Regions from separate parts of the Mus musculus genome. Here region 2 is linked to region 1. The links are chromatin loops, found by intact Hi-C in ENCODE. Cell type or tissue: heart. All regions are shown on one strand.

What was found. A loop is a pair of places that touch in the nucleus more often than their neighbours do. Peaks named below come from ENCODE experiments on the same cell type or tissue, not always from the same donor. Only the 100,000 strongest peaks of a DNase experiment are listed, where the experiment ranks them.
Region 2: a loop joins it to region 1, with 1.8 times the contacts of the local background. A loop is called at or near these places in 1 of 42 quality-filtered maps.

Annotation. Positions count from the first base shown.
Region 1 is chr6:108,305,469-108,307,968 of GRCm38, reverse strand. All of the region lies in intron 4 of Itpr1 (inositol 1,4,5-trisphosphate receptor 1), which reads right to left. Among named protein-coding and RNA genes, the nearest start is that of Itpr1, 94 kb to the right of the region's middle. In heart, no CTCF peak of the experiment used is centred here; DNase peaks (open chromatin) are centred at 838 and 1,478; H3K4me3 peaks cover 1,392 bases; H3K27ac peaks cover 2,193 bases.
Region 2 is chr6:108,184,208-108,186,707 of GRCm38, reverse strand. It overlaps Sumf1 (sulfatase modifying factor 1), which reads left to right and starts at 1,125. Exons shown (of 9, transcript NM_145937.3): 1 at 1,125-1,415. The coding sequence starts at 1,152. In heart, no CTCF peak of the experiment used is centred here; a DNase peak (open chromatin) is centred at 1,137; H3K4me3 peaks cover 1,343 bases; H3K27ac peaks cover 1,074 bases.

The DNA of each region.
Region 1 (2,500 bases):
AACCAGATAGGAGTGAATGGAGAATTCATCTGCCCAAACACCTGCCAGAGCAGGCAAGCAGGCACGCAGGCAAGCAGGCACACAGGCACGCACACACAATCGTGCAGGTGGGTCACTCCAGTGTGCCCCCCCCCTGGCTTGGGTGGGTGGGTAATACATCCTGACAGCATGGAGCTCAGGGTAATTGTGGTATTGAACACGTGCAGTCTTCCCTTCTACATCTCTCTCCCTCTACCCTAGCAAGCTGCCAGATGTCACTCCTTTGCCAGACAGTGAACTGCTGGGGATTTGGGAAAAGAGGGAAGTCATTTTGGACAGGCAGAGCTGGAAGAGAGAAATGTAGGCATGCTTTAAAAAAAGAGGGGTGACCGGGGGTAGGGGGTGTGGGGGGTAGGCTTCACCAACAAGTTCTAGAAAACGAAAGTGACTTCAAAGCTTGCCCAATCCTCACCACCATGGAGAGGCAGGCCATGAAAGATGGGAGGGAAAAACCGGTCTCAGGGTAGCTAGGCAGCCGCCTCAAACCATTACCAAATTCAACTTCCCTTTTTAAAAATAAATAAAAGTTTTTTAGAGAAATGTTCCTGTCTGAGCCAGGAGCAAGGACTACTCCATTAACTCCACCCTCATCTTCAGCTCCACCTTTCATCCAGAAACATCTAACTTGCATTCAACACACTACAAACTTCCTTTTTAGGCTAAAGCACAAACTAACCATGGCCTGAAAGATAAACCACACCTTCTTGTCACTCTTGTGTTCAGTCTAATTATTTTTAAAGTGCTGCTGCTCGGCTTGCCCAGGTCGGGAGGCTAGATCCCACCAGGAAGAGGAGCAGGAAGGGGAGGGGCAGCCGCCTGAGTGGGAACCACTAAGATGACTGTTTCTTTATGACACCGGAAGCCGTACTTCAGAAGATAACTGAGGACATGGATCTGACTGAAATCAATGTCATCTATCCTGTGGTAGATAAAGCCCTCCAAGAAGCAGAGCCAGAGAGAATAACGAGGGGAAAGGCAATCTAGGCAGCAGGATCCTGGGAAATGAGAAGGACCAGCCCACTTGGGGCTCGGAAGAAAGGAAAAACAAACAAACAAACAACAGAAACCAAACAAACAAACAACAACAGAAACCAAACAAACAAAACACCGGAACACTCTGGAGTCCCTGGTTTCAAAAGGAAGTTTATTCTTAACTATACACCTATTGTTAAACATCTCATTAGCCTGAGGTCCAAACATCACCTGCCCTGGAACCAGTGAGAATCCATTAGGATCCCCATTAGAACCAGGAACCCCAAGCTTCCAGCAAGCTCTAGTTCTCCTCAGGAGATGGTGGAGGGCAATAGTGCTTGAAACAGTGAAAAGGCCCTTTCCAGGAATAACGAACTCCACAGCTGACCATATAAGGCAAATGAAAGCAAAAGGCCAGGGAGGCTCTTCCTCGGAGCAGCCGGATAAGGGACAGGGACACACACCCCAACTCGAGCCTGGACTGTCTGGATTGTGGACAGGAAGAGAAAATGCTAAGAGCTACAAAAGCGAAAACACGGAGGGAGCCAAAGGAGAAGCCGGGGTGCGCTGTTTCCAGCCGGGGAACAGGCTTGGCCTGGGAACCTTCAGACACTGTGCGCTGCTGTGCACAGACCCTGTGAAACTGTGCAAACGGGCAGAGTCTGGCACTAGAATTCAAAAGTAACTGCTTTTTTTCAAATCCCCAAGTACAGACTCATAGTCTACAGCTTCTATAGGACCTCGGTGTTACATATGAACCTACACAATCAATTTCCATCTTTCAAATAAAAACATTTACAAGGCTGATTTCATCTAAGTGTTTATTTCACTGTTTTTTTCTTTTTTCTTCCAAACTAAGTCCAAAGTTCATGTTTTAGGAACTCTCCTTATAGAAGAAACAACTCGGTTCTTTAAACTATATTTTCCTCCTCCCTTATGCCAAGAGTCCTTTATATGCTGAGAAAATTTACAATAAATAGCAGAGGGGATGATTGCTATTGTTATAATAAAGGTTGGCTGTGGGGGAGGAAAACAAAACTCTCTAATACAGGGTTCAAGCTTAGATTCTGCCACTGTCTCCTGTGGGTTTTTAGAAATGTCACCAAGCCAGAGTGTGGGCATATGACAAGAGAAGACAGAAGCACCCAGACAGATGGGAAGAGAGCACATTCCATAGATTTTTCCAGAAAAACCTAGCCCTGCTTTTCCTCTCCTTGAGCCATGTAGATTTCTAAAAGCAAAGCGGCTCACTGGAAACTGTAACAAACCATTAACAAACCATCAGTCGGGAAGAGAGGTTTGTAAAGGGTTAAGTGCTCAGAAAACAGTCTGTCACCTAGTTAACAGTGTCTGCCTTCCAGGACCAGAGTCCGGCCTATCCACTTCCTTTCTGTGCAATGCCCTCTCTCACTCATTCTCCGGCATTAGTTATGTTTCGGGAGTCTGGAAAGAATCTTGCCAACCTCAGCAGTGTAGGAAGATGCTCAAG
Region 2 (2,500 bases), 120 kb after region 1:
GGGACTGAGGTGCATATTTTACAATCAAAGCAGACCTGGCCTCCAGGTTAATCCAGCATACTTAGGTTCCTACTGGGCATACCCTGTCCCCAAGTAGGCCCCTGGCTGCCTGCTCTTCCCTATATAATCCAGACATTTGTTCCTCTCTCTCTCTCTCTACCCCTCTCTCTCTCCCTCTCTCCCCTTCCTCTCCCCTTTCACCTCCTCCTCCTCCTCTTCCTCCTCTTGAAAGAACATAGGTGGGGGTTGGAGATAGGGAGGCGCCAGGCCAGTCCGGACATTCTTGTATGTCTTCCCTATCTTTATGGCTAGTTGGTTCCTGGGATGACTTTACAGCCTTTGTTCTTTGTCTTAGGCCCAAAAAGCCCTCCTAACTAGCAAGCCGCATGAGTCATGGACCTTGAATTTTAATTTTCTTTCACTTTCTCTCTCTGCCCTGTGTGCCCTTTCTCTCTTTCTCCCCACCCCCCACCTTGGTGATGTTTCTGGCCTTGGTCCTTGGGGGCCAGTGAACTCACTCAAGAGCAGCTTCCCAATAAACCTATCTTCAATATATTCTAATTTGGCATTTATTGGTCTATTTTACCAGTGGAGAAATAACCTATCAGTCCAAACTTTGCGAAGTGTTATTTTATACAATCTCATAGTCTAGATTTACCTAACTCTACTCACTGGTCTTTTTCACTATGCTCACTTTCCTAAGTCCAATTTCTGAATTGCTTATAGAGCTCAAAATTCAGGGTTTCTGGTTAGATACCTTGGAGTTAGATTTTGGTTTTGACATGTTTGATACGTGATTTGAGCAGACCACTTAATTGTCCTGTCAACACAATGTAGCAGCATCACGAGAACTAAGTACTTAAAAAAAAAAATGAGTGTTTATGTAGTAAGGTAGTGGTGCTCAGCAAATGCTGAATAAATTCAACTAGCTTTCAACCACGAAACTAGAGAGGGGCACATTGTCTGCGGAAGGCCTTGAATATCATAGAGCTTTGTTGTGGTTTGCATGCTTTTAACATTAGCAGGCAAACTCTGGCTAACTACCTGGAAGCAGTCTCAGGCTATTATTTATTACCTATGTCAGCCAAAGCCGCTGCTTTAAGCACCACAGGTCACGTGATCTCCATGGGTCACATGACTCCGGGAACAACATGGCTGCGCCCGCGCGAGAGCCGGCTCTCCGCTGCTGCATCAGACTGGCGCGAGTCTTCTTGCTGCTGGTGTTGGCGTGCGAGGTGGCGGGAAGCGATGAGGCCGAGGCCAGGGAAGGTGCGGCGTCCCTTGCGGGCTCGTGCGGCTGCGGAACGCCCCAGAGGGCCGGGGCCCATGGCAGCTCGGCGGCGGCGCAGCGCTACTCCCGGGAGGCGAACGCCCCGGGCCTGACCTCAGGCCCGCGACCGCTCGCGCTCACCAAGGTGCGCCTTCCATTCCTGGGGCGTGTGGGTGTCGTTGGCTACGGCATGAGGCCTCGCTGGGCCAGAAGAGGGGGGATTCGGAACTCCTGGAAAGGGTCGAACCACATCCCAAGTCTCTCAGCTACAGATCTCATTTGACAGATGTCCTCCCCCCTGCCCCCCCCCCCCCCACTGGGAGATGGGCAGGGGTTTGTGGCTGTGTTTATCACTAAAACTTAAGAGAGCTTAGCTTGAAGAGTGCTGTCCATTCTTTCTTACCTCTTCTTGCCCACTTCCCCCTTCCTCCACTCCGCCCTCCTGCTGCAGAGCTCCAGGAAAAGTCTGATGGATTCGGGTTTAAGTTCTAGTTTTAGTACCTGTGGAGCCTGAGTCTCCAACACTGCCTTAAACTCACTGTGCTCGCAGACTTGTATTTATTCTGTAGTGCTTAGCACTCCGACTGCAAAGAAGTATGGAGCCGAGTGTACTTTATTGCTTTTATTTATGTCTTTGTGTAGTGCATAGGTGTGTTAGATGTTAGTATGTACGGATGAAAACAGTGAATATAGAAATGGACCTTCATTCTACTTGCTAGCTTTAGGGAATTCACCCCAGGCCCTCTGAATAACACTTTTCTTTTGTACTCCTATCCAGTCTATCCTTGTTTCCCAGGTCTCTTTTCTTTCCTCTATGTTAATTGGCACTTAAGTTCAGGAGTTGGTGAGGGGTAACATCTCCTGTGGGTCTTCCCTCCCTTTCAATATTTCCATAGATTGACTCAGTGGTAGGTAGCAGTGCGACAACTAAAGATGCTTGTCTATAAATCCCCACAGCATTTTTTGGAGGGCAGTTGCCCAGTGGCCACTTGTCTATTTTGCTTACTGCAGTGCAGTGTTGTTTTTCTGTTACCTACTTGATGATGGAAAGAGTTTTAGATCTGATTTATTCTCTATGGATTTGCCCCCCTCCTCCCATCCCAGTGCCTAACCTATTTTAGACATTCTGTAATATCTCTTGAGTGATGTTTGTTTGTTTATTTATTTATTGGTAGCTACACTATTGAGAGGCTATTTTGGGGGTGAAGGTTATCGGGCACTTTTCAAAGA